2 separate regions of the Homo sapiens genome follow, and region 1 is linked to region 2. The links are chromatin contacts, found by Hi-C or POLR2A ChIA-PET in ENCODE. All regions are on one chromosome and are shown on one strand. The core of a region is the stretch at or near the end of the contact, and the rest is flanking DNA. Distances in the headings are between cores, read along the strand shown. Region 1 holds the start of ILF2 (interleukin enhancer binding factor 2). Region 2 holds the start of THEM4 (thioesterase superfamily member 4).

Region 1 (5,436 bases), core at 139-2,638, 1.8 Mb before region 2:
TAGAAGAGAGGGTAAGAGACAAAGAGATTACTGGGGGAAAAGTCTAACCCGTCTTTATTTGGAGTTCAGGAACGAGGGAAATAATAGGTAAAACTAATACTTGAAGAGATAATAGCTGATAAATTTAATAAATGGACGACAAACCTGAAGCCATTGATTCAAGAAGCTCAACAAACCTCAAGTAAGATTTTTTTTTTTTTAAACGGAGTCTCCCTCTATCGCCCAGGCTGGGGTGCAGTGGCGCCATCTCAGCTCACTGCAACCTCCGCCTCCCGGATTCAAGAGATTCTCCTGCCTCAGCCTCCTGAGTAACTGGAATTACAGGCGCCCGCCAGCACGCCGGCTAATTTTTGTATTTTTAGTAGAGACGGAGTTTCACCATGTTGGCCAGGCTGATCTCGAACTCCTGACCTCGGGTGATCCACCCGTCTCGGCCTCCCACAGTGCTGGGTGGCCACAAGCCACCGCACTCGGTCCGCTTTTTGTTTGCTTGTTTTTTAAAAATTAATAATATTTATTTTAATCTGGATGGTGGTTACGTGGCCAGAATACGTTTAGACTTAAGATGTTTACGTTCTGCTGTAGTAAATTAAATATCGAAAAAGTACTTATGGAAGGGAGGTAGGTGAGGGATAAAAGTCTACAAGTTGGGTTCAGTGTATACTGCTCGGGTGATGAGTGCACCAAAATCTCACAAATCACCACTAAAGAATTTATGTAACCAAGCTGGGCGCTGTGGCTCACGCCGGTAATCCCAGCACTTTCGGAAGCTGAGGCGGGTGGATCACCTGTTTCCATGGACATGGAAAACCATGTTTTCCACACTAATTCAATCAATATACTCCTCTCCTATCTAAAACCTGTTTCTCCTGCTTCGAGTTTGTAGACGTGCAGTGTTCATAGTTGCCTAAACTCCCTTTTCCCCATCAACTTCAACTGCTAGTGGCAAAAATAGCTGATATTGGTTGCATTTTTGAGGTAGGAAAATTGGCAAGATATTTTCCTTCACTAAAGAAACGTAGATTACGTATGCCGTACAGGGCAATGAAAAAACTCCGATAGCAGAGGATGGTTTCGATCCATCGACCTCTGGGTTATGGGCCCAGCACGCTTCCGCTGCGCCACTCTGCTATCTAGAACTAAAATTTCTCATGATTGTTATAGAACACTACGTAGTCGTTGTCCTGACTTCTTTAGTGCCACCTAATGTCTGATCAAAAATTCGTCATTACTATAGAACCAGTTCTTATTGGCTAGTTCCTGACACAGTAGGCGTTTTTTATTGGTTCATAAGCCCGGTTTGACAAAGTAAGCCAATAGGCATAAGCGATGGGGTAAGGCGGGAGCCAATCGCACCGGGTTTTATTGGGACACGCCGGCAAGACGCCTCTTCAGTTGTCTGCTACTCAGAGGAAGGGGCGGTTGGTGCGGCCTCCATTGTTCGTGTTTTAAGGCGCCATGAGGTAAGTGGGTCGAAGCGGTCGAAAGGTTTCAGGTATTCGACGGAAAACTTTGTGAACGTGGGCCGAAAGAAGTCGGAGTATCAGAAAGGGCCATGTATCCGGGGGCTGGCCAAAAACCTGAGAACTCCTGGTCTAGGATAGTGGGAGAGATGGAGGCCGGTAGAGGCGGGGAAACTTGGGCCCGGGATGGGGTTCGGGCCCAGGAGTGGGGAGGGGGGTTCGACACCTTTGTCTCTGAAGGGTTGCGATGAGGGGGTGTCCTCAAGCCCCTGGAGGAGCTCCCCACCTTTCCCCCGCCCCCGTCATCCGGGCTGAGAATGCTGGAGCGAGCCGCATTCATCCTCAGTGCGAAGGCCTTGACATTAGGACACGCCCGATAAATGTGTACCTTAGTGAAGAAATGAGCAATCTTTAGCCTCCGAAGTATTAGGATTCGTGTGGCCCAGGATTATGGGTTATTAAGTGTAGGGCTCACTGAGCCCCATCATTACTTGATGGGGGTTGGATTAACTTAGAGGAGGTTATGGGGGTGTAACTGGGCACCATTTGGAATGGGGACAAGTGTAAGTGTGAGTGGGGTCTCTTGCCTACCGTTGGGAGGTTCCGAGGGATGAAAGTAGCCAACCTAAGATGATATGGCCGGTGGGTATTCCTTCAATGAGGTCAAAATAAAATCTGCATTTCTAGGGGTGACAGAGGCCGTGGTCGTGGTGGGCGCTTTGGTTCCAGAGGAGGCCCAGGAGGAGGGTGAGTACCAGCTTTTAGCATCTCTGCACTTGGTTGTTAGTTTCTGCTTGTCATCTAAATAGGAGTTTTAGAGTAGACTAATGTCACTTGGTTTTGCGAGAGCCAACTGTGGTCTTTTCCTGCACTCCTGTTAAATGAATTTGGCCCCACTATGCTAAGAATGATTCTTTCCCTCCCCGGAGACTTTGTCACTCATTCTGAGGACTGACATGTTTTCAAAATTGTTGGCGTGTTATTTACATCTCGCTTGATTCCTACCTAGGGAATAATTTGGCTGTTTTTCATGTTTTAGGTTCAGGCCCTTTGTACCACATATCCCATTTGACTTCTATTTGGTGAGTACCTTGGGTTAATGATACACATTTTCTGGTCACTGTTGAAATGGAGCCCAGTATCTCCCAGTTAATGAAGTTAGATGGTGGTTGAAGAGGGCAGACACAGTGCCTCACGCCTGTAATCTCAGCACTTTGGGAGGCCGAGGCAGATGGATTACCTGAAGGTCAGGAGTTTGAGACTAGCCTGGCCAATATGGTGAAACCCCGTCTCTACTAAAAATAAAAAAGTTGGCTGGGCATGTGTCTAATCCCAGCTACTTGGGAGGCTGAAGCAGGAGAATTGCTTGAACCCGGGACGCGGAGGTTGCAGTGAACCAAGATGGCACCACTACAAAAAAAAAAAGATGGTTGAAATAGGGAGGGAAAGTGATTTGTGAAAAGATTTGGGGTTTTGAGTCAACTGTGTGTTGCTTTACATACAGAAACAGTGTAAGCATGGTGGGGAGAATAATTCCTTGGCTACTGTTGGCATTAAACATGATTATAATCTTTGTTCTGAACAAGTAATTGTATTTATGGTATATCTGTTACTATAAAGATAGTGATAGCTTAAATTATGGCTATTCCAGCTTTTATCCTTGTTTGAACTTTTTATTTTTTTTGAGACAGTCTCACTCTGTCACCCAGGCTGGAGTGCAGTGGTGCAATCTTGGCTCACTGCACTGAACCTGGGAGGCAGAGGAATCAGGACCTCTGCCTCCAGGGTTCAAACGATTCTCCTGCCTCAGCCTCCTGAGTAGTTGGGATTACAGGCACCTGCCACCATGCCCAGCTAATTTTTGTATGTCTGTTTAGTAGAGACGGGGTTTCACCATGTTGCCCAGGCTGATCTTGAACTCCTGACCTCAAGTGATCTGCCCACCTCAGCCTCCCACGGTGCTGGGATTACAGGTGTGCGTGACCCACTGTGCCTGGCCTTTGAATAAATTTTTTTTTTTGAGGCAGGGTCTCACTCTGTTGCCCAGGCTGGAGTTGCAATGGCGCGATCTTGGCTCACTGCAACCTCGCTTCCTGTGTTCAAGGGATTCTCTCACCTCAGCCTCCCAAGTAGCTGGGATTACAGGTGTGAGCCACCACGCCCAGCTATCACCTCAGCCTCCCAAGTAGCTGGGATTACAGGTGTGAGCCACCACGCCCAGCTAATTGAACAAATTAAGCAGTAAAAACAAGTGTAGAATTTTCTGTTTTTAACCTTTTTCTGTCGTAGTAATAGAAAAAACAATCTCTCCTGTATATTATCTTCGGCAAATAGAATGTAGTTGTTTACTTCTGGTTTAGTGTGAAATGGCCTTTCCCCGGGTCAAGCCAGCACCTGATGAAACTTCCTTCAGTGAGGCCTTGCTGAAGAGGAATCAGGACCTGGCTCCCAATTCTGCTGAACAGGTATGTTCTTTTGGCTGTCTTCCAGAAATGTCTCTAAAGCAGTTAAAAGTATTGGTAAAGAGTAACTGTTGGTAAGGTTAAGAATGGTGTTAACAGAGCCTGAAATCCACAAAGGGTTTAATTGTTCTCCTTATTTCTCATTGTGGGTGGAGATAGCCAGGTGGATATATAAACAAATTACATATGCATTCTTATTTTTACTGGGGACAAAGAGTTGTTCTCTTCCCATATATTCAAGGCCAGAATGAAGTGTTTTTAAAGCCCTATGTCAGTATTGAGTCAGCTTGTATGGAAGGGATTAGGAGAAAATATTCAAATTCTGAGAAATTGCTTATAATTTTTCATTTTCAAGTATTGTTTCATACTGTTTTTCAGGCATCTATCCTTTCTCTGGTGACAAAAATAAACAATGTGATTGATAATCTGATTGTGGCTCCAGGGACATTTGAAGTGGTGAGTTTTTGATGATTTAGTTTTAGGAAAGGGCAGCTTTGGTAGTGTGGAAATTGCCTTGGCTCTTGACTTTTAATTTTCAGTTGTCTATTATCCAAAGCCAAGCCTAAAATGAGAAAGTACAGTGGAATTTCTTTGTAGTACTGATCTTGGGGACAAGACTTGTATCATTGTTATGCTAGCTGTGATGTATCAGGCTTTCATGTGGTGGTTTTGGGGGTGATTTCACCTCTGCTACTTCTTAATTTGGGTAACAGGTAGCTGTGTTGTAACAGTTCTGGGAGGACCTAGGCACCTTTTTTTCTTCTAAATTGTTTTTCCCCGAAATCCTTTTTCCAACAGCAAATTGAAGAAGTTCGACAGGTGGGATCCTATAAAAAGGGGACAATGACTACAGGACACAATGTGGCTGACCTGGTGGTGATACTCAAGATTCTGCCAACGTGTGAGTGTGCCTGTTTCTGGTCATGGGAACAGAACATAGCACTTGGATTAGGGGTTTAGGTATCTTTTTTTGTTTTGAGACAAATTCTCCCTCCGTTGGCCAGGCTGGAGTGCAGTGGTACCATTGTAGCTCACTGCAGCCTTGACCTCCACTACAGCAAGTGATCTTCCCGCCTTAGCCTCCCGAGTAGCTGGGACTACAGATGTGTGCTACCACACCCAGCTAATTTTTGTATTTTTTGTAGATACAGGGTTTCACCGTGTTGCTCGGGCTGGTCTCAAACTCCTGAGCTCAAGCAATCTGCCCACCTCAGCCTCCCAAAGTGCTGGGATTACAGGCGTGAGCCACTGTGCCCAGCCCTTACGGATCTTGAAAGCTCAAATTTCTTGTGAGAAAGGATGTTTGTAAGACAAATGTTTCTAGTTTTTGTTTTTGAGACGGATCTCACTCTGTTGCCCTGGCTGGAGTGTAATGGCGTGATCTCGGTTCACTGCAACCTCCACCTCCTGGGTTCTAGCTGTTTTCCTGCCTTGGCCTCCCAAGTAGCTGGGATTACAGGCAAGTGCCACCATGCCAGGCTAATTTTTCTATTTTTAGTAGAGACGGGGTT
Region 2 (5,294 bases), core at 165-2,664:
TTACAATTAATAAGGCAATCTGACCCCATCCCTGCCACCAGGAAACTGCAATACTATTAATATATTAAAAAGGAAGACAACTGAGATAAAGGGAATGTGGGAGGTTGGGGGGGGTGCTTAGGAGATATCAGAATACAACCTCTTAGAATTACAGAATCTCAACAACCATCCTTTATGCCTGATCTTCGGTTCAGTAGCTCTAGGATTCCAAGGGGCCCCTCCTAACTGCATTGCCTTCTCTCCCCAATTCCCTTTCTCTCAGAATGTTACACCTTCCCCCAGTTAATAGTGTAGGCTTAAAATGTATCTAGGTGTTCTTACCTACTGACAAACTGCTGGAGTTGTTCATGGGAAAGGAATCAAGGCAAAATATCTAATGCATTCAGGTCATTCGAGTTTTCTTTTTAATTTATTGCTTTTTTGAGATGGGGCATCAGTATGTTGCCCAGGCTGAAGTGCAATAGCAGTATCTCTGCGAGACTCTGTCTCAAAAAAAACCCATTAGAGTCTTCACCTTAGGATGGACTAGGGCTATGGCATACTGGTAAGCATTTAAAAATAAAGGGGTATGATGGCCCGGATTTGCATTATCTGAGTAATGGGAATACTCCAACCCAGTCCGATTTCAAGGTCCCAGTGAGGTTACTGAATTCGAAGCTCAGAAGGTATGCGCCTAGTATTCCCACCATACGAATACAAGCGAGGTAAGTAACCTCAAAAGCATCGATAACAGTAAAATAGTTACAATACCTGTTACGCCTTTAGTATCCATTACCTTCGTTTAATTTAACTGTCAGTTTACATAACAAAAGAGTCTTTTAAGGCGTAAGCGCGCTCCTGGGGAGGGTATGGGGCTGTTGGCAGGGAAAGCAGCTTTTCGATCGTATAAATGCTCTTTGTGCCCAGACTGCCCTCTATAAATCAGCACTATCAACCCTGTCCAGAGACTTGCCCATGACCTCCAAGAAAACACTTTATTCATACTACTCCTAGCGTGCGCTCCTACCCGCCCCAGGGACTTCAGTCTTCCGGGGGAGGGATAACTACTTGGGGACACGGAGCACTGCGTACGCCCTGGGTCATGTGGGAAGGATGACCGCAAAGCCTCCAGTCGGCGCGCGGGTTCCGGGGCTGAGGGGCTGAGGGGCCCAAGGCGATAACCGGGATCCGCTCCGGCCGCGCTCCTCTTGCCTTTGAGAAGCCCCGGAAGTGGCCCGGCTGTTGGCCGCAGCGGGAGGTCTTCGGAAAGAAAAGGCCGGAACCAGAAGATAGACTCAACAGCGATGCCCTACCCGGACCCCGCCGGCCTCACACCCCGGCCAGCCAGCCGCCAGTAGTGCGCACCGCCTCCTCCCCAAGCCCCGCCCTGCGTCCACCCCAGGGGTTAACTCGCACGCGCGCTCTTGTGGCGGAGGTAGAGTGCGCCGTCCAGGGCTAGAGCAAGCGCGGCCCCGCGGCCCGGAGCCATGCTGAGGAGCTGCGCCGCGCGCCTCCGCACGCTGGGGGCTCTGTGCCTGCCGCCAGTAGGCCGGCGCCTGCCGGGAAGCGAGCCGCGACCCGAGCTGGTGAGTCTGGGCACCCTCGGGCATGGGGCGGGAGCAGGACTCAGAAACACGCCTGCGGTAACAGAGCCTTCGATTGTTATCCATACCCCAACCAGCCAATCTCAGAATAAAAGCTCACCTGGGCACCACAGGGCAGCATAAGCAACAGGGGCCTAGGAATACAGTCCTGAGATTCAAACCGTTAGAAAAGGGATGGAAAGGTGACCCCGTTTTTTTGTTTTTTAAGAGACAGGGTCGGCAGGGCGCTACCTGAACTGCATAATTTAGTCTGTCTATTTATATTTTGACAACATCTGTATTTTACCAATAATATTTGAGGCTGTTTTTATTTTTCAAAGATTAAAGTGACGTGAACTAAAAGATACCACAGCTTTTATCTTCCCTTTAAAAAAATATTTGATCCAAACGCTTATCTTCCTTTAGGTCAATTAATTAGAGATCTTTTTATAGACATCACACACAACACATATATAACTACACAGACAGGCAGAAGAAAACCCAGTTGCCATAAGATCTTTCATCACAGGGAGAGGGATCTATCTGCTTTTAATTCCTGGGGTTCCATGAGGAAAACAGAGATCGCCCCTCTTATGCAGGCATTAAAAGTGGCAAGGCAAAATGGAGAAAAATAACTCAGTCGACCGCAAAGAAACACTTTTTCCAGCAAAATAAGGTCCAAGAAAAGGAAAACATAAAGGCCTTATAAATATAATTACAACTTAGATATCTACTTTTAATTAAGCTGAGCACTCCTTAAGAAAATTCTTTTAACACCCTTATTATCTAACTTTAGCTCCACCAAGCGGCCAATATTTCTGGCTTTCAAACTTTACTTAAAGGCTCAGAGAAAGGAAAATCCAAGGTGGTTGGTGGAGGGCAGGGGAATCGACAAATAGCGAAAGGGCATACAGATACCAAACCAGAAAGGACTCATTCCCTAAGCCAGGATGAATCTGGGCCATGCCGGGCTAAACGAAGCTATGCAATGGGGTTACAGGCCACGCCCCCAAGGACGTAAAACAAGATGGAGGCCTGCAGCGAAGTTTGCTGTGGAGCATACAGAAAGACATGCAAAACACACAGATTGGCTACAGCTTACGACTTACCTCACAAATCCTTTCGCACAAAACTTTACAGAAAATATAAACGGTAATCCTCATCATTCCCAAAAGAGCAAAACGTCTTCCAAAAGGAAAAGAAAAACCTCCTTTAAAAGTATACTGCTGATGGGTTGGAGAGGAGATAAGGATGCCTGGGGGAAGAACCTCTTATTCCTATGCAAATGGTTCCTCCACCAGAGAGAGGAGCTTAATTGCTGTGGGACAGAGCTAGACTCCCTGGAATGGGGAGGGGGAGACTGCAGGCACCTGGTAGGGAACGCCAGCCAGCCATGCCGGCGCCTTGGAGCCTGGGCAGTGGCTGTGGCTCATTTATGCCCTGTGTGGCTACTGGACACCACACACACATGCTGCAGACACCACCATGCACCCCAGCCAGTAAAGAAGTGGGGCCAGGGAGCTACCCCACCCAACTGTCTTGTGAGTGCACTGGTGACCATTGGGGTGGGTGTGGACCACCTCCAGTATCGTAAAAAGAAAAATAGGTGCCGTTGCTGTCCCCCCAAAAAGAAGAGGAATGCCATAAGACCAAAAGGCTCAGAAATGAAAGTGAGAGGTTTTGAGTCCCCATTTCACTCATCCTTCTGTTGCAGGAATGAAGGAGGACTGGAGAGGCCATGGGGTGAGACAGGAGAACTTTATTGAGTGCACTCAGACCCAGCGGACTAACATCCAAAAGCTGGGCCCAGAACAAAGACAGCACTTGACTTTAATACACACTTTTAAAAGGGGGTGGGCTAGCTTGAAACAAGCTTACAGTGGCGTGAAGCATAGTGGCGTGAAAGCAAGGATACAGAGGCAGCACAAAGGCAATTAATTCATCAAATTGTGACAGGTGCATAATTCAGGATTACATACTGTGTCGGAATTGATGGGTTCTTGGTCTCACTGACTTCAAGAAAGAAGCCACGGACCCTCGTGGTGAGTGTTATAGTTCTTAAAGGCGGCATGTCCGGCGTTTGTTCCTTCTGATGTTCGGATGTGTTCAGAGTTTCTTCCTTCTGGTGGGTTCATGGTCTTGCTGGCTCAAGAGTGAAATTGCGGACCTTCGTGGTGAGTGTTATAGCTCTTAAGGCAGCACGTCTGGAGTTGTTCGTTCCTCCCGGTGGGTTTGTGGTCTCGTTGGCTTCAGGAGTGAAGCTGCAGACCTTCGCGGTGAGTGTTACAGCTCATAAAGGCAGTGTGGACCCAAAGAGTGAGCAGCAGCAAGATTTATTGCAAAGAGCGAAAGAACAAAGCTTCCACAGTGTGGAAGGGGACCCGAGCGGGTTGCCACTGCTGGCTTGGGCAGCCTGCTTTTATTCTCTTATCTGGCCCCACCCACATCCTGCTGATTGGTAGAGCCAAGTGGTCTGTTTTGACAGGGCCCTGATTGGTGCATTTACAATCCCTGAGCTAGACACAAAGGTTCTCCACGTCCACACCAGATTAGCTAGATACAGAGTGTCAACACAAAGGTTCTCCCAGTCCCCACCAGAGTAGCTAGATACAGAGTGTCGATTGGTGCATTCACAACCCCTGAGCTAGACATAGGGTGCTGATTGGTGTGTTTATAAACCTTGAGCTAGATACAGAGTGCCGATTGGTGTATTTACAGTCCTTTAGCTAGACATAAAGGTTCTCCAAGTTCCCACTAGACTCAGGAGCCCAGCTGGCTTCACCCAGTGGATCTCGCACTGGGGCTGCAGGTGGAACTGCCTGCCAGTCCCACGCTGTGTGCCCACACTCCTCAGCCCTTGGGTGCTCGATGGGACTGGGCGCCGTGGAGCAGGGGGCAGCACTCATCAGGGAGGCTCGGGCCGTGCAGGAGCCCACGGAGGGCGTGGGAGGCTCAGGCATGGCAGGCTGCAGGTCCCGAGCCCTGCCCCGCCAGAAGGCAGGTAAGGCCCAGTGAGAAATCGAGCGCAGCGCCAGTGGGCCGGCACTGCTGGGGGACCCAGTACACCCTCTGCAGCCACTGGCCCGGGTGCTAAGCCCCTCATTGCGTGGGGCCGGCAGGGCCGGCTGGCTGCTCCGAGTGCAGGGCCCGCCAAGCCCACACCCACCTGGAACTCCAGCTGGTCCACAAGCACCCCGCGCAGCCCTGGTTCCTGCTCGCGCCTCTCCCTCCACACCTTCCTGCAAGCTGAGGGAGCCGGCTCTGGCCTTGGCCAGCCCAGAAAGGCGCTCCCACAGTGCAGCAGTGGGCTGAAGGGCTCCTGAAGTGCCGCCAAAGTGGGAGCCCAGGCAGAGGAGGCGCCGAGAGGGAGCGAGGGCTGTGAGGACTTCCAGCACACTGTCACCTCTCACTATGACCCTTGCTTATGCAGCCCAGGTGGCTGTTATCTAGGCTTGCTCAAAAGAGCCTTGCAAGTGCTTATCTCATAATCTTCACTATGGTGCCCAGACGGCCGCAGCCTAGGCCTACTCAGGCATGTCTTATAACCTTCACTGTGCTGTTTAGATAAAACAGAATACTTGAAGTTACTAGTTACAGAAAACAGGAATCTATAAACTCATAAAACTTGCAGAGCAAGGTACAATCACACGGAAGGGGATGGGATTCAAGGGGGAACTTTACTTTTTCTTATCCTTTTGTTGAGGGAGTGCTGGAAGAGTCTCCAGAGCACAT

Evidence for each region. A loop is a pair of places that touch in the nucleus more often than their neighbours do. ChIA-PET counts read pairs that join two places held with the same protein, here RNA polymerase II (POLR2A). Pooled maps may share reads with other maps.
Region 1: a pooled map shows a loop between it and region 2 (6-fold over the local background). The contact joins the promoter of ILF2 here to the promoter of THEM4 in region 2. A Hi-C loop is called at or near these places in 4 of 50 pooled maps. POLR2A ChIA-PET finds 5 or more read pairs at or near these places in 2 of 52 experiments (GM10248 and H1).

Annotation. Positions count from the first base shown.
Region 1 is chr1:153,666,945-153,672,380 of GRCh38, reverse strand. It overlaps ILF2 (interleukin enhancer binding factor 2), which reads left to right and starts at 1,388. Exons shown (of 14, transcript NM_004515.4): 1 at 1,388-1,463; 2 at 2,151-2,210; 3 at 2,503-2,545; 4 at 3,824-3,928; 5 at 4,304-4,381; 6 at 4,724-4,826. The coding sequence starts at 1,459. It overlaps TRX-CAT1-1 (tRNA-iMet (anticodon CAT) 1-1), which reads right to left and starts at 1,131; the gene lies at 1,060-1,131. RefSeq lists enhancers at 119-168, 179-258, 809-948 and a silencer at 989-1,368.
Region 2 is chr1:151,905,631-151,910,924 of GRCh38, reverse strand. It overlaps THEM4 (thioesterase superfamily member 4), which reads left to right and starts at 1,414. Exons shown (of 6, transcript NM_053055.5): 1 at 1,414-1,565. The coding sequence starts at 1,467. RefSeq lists enhancers at 442-1,029, 1,018-1,137, 4,129-4,668 and a silencer at 1,378-1,687.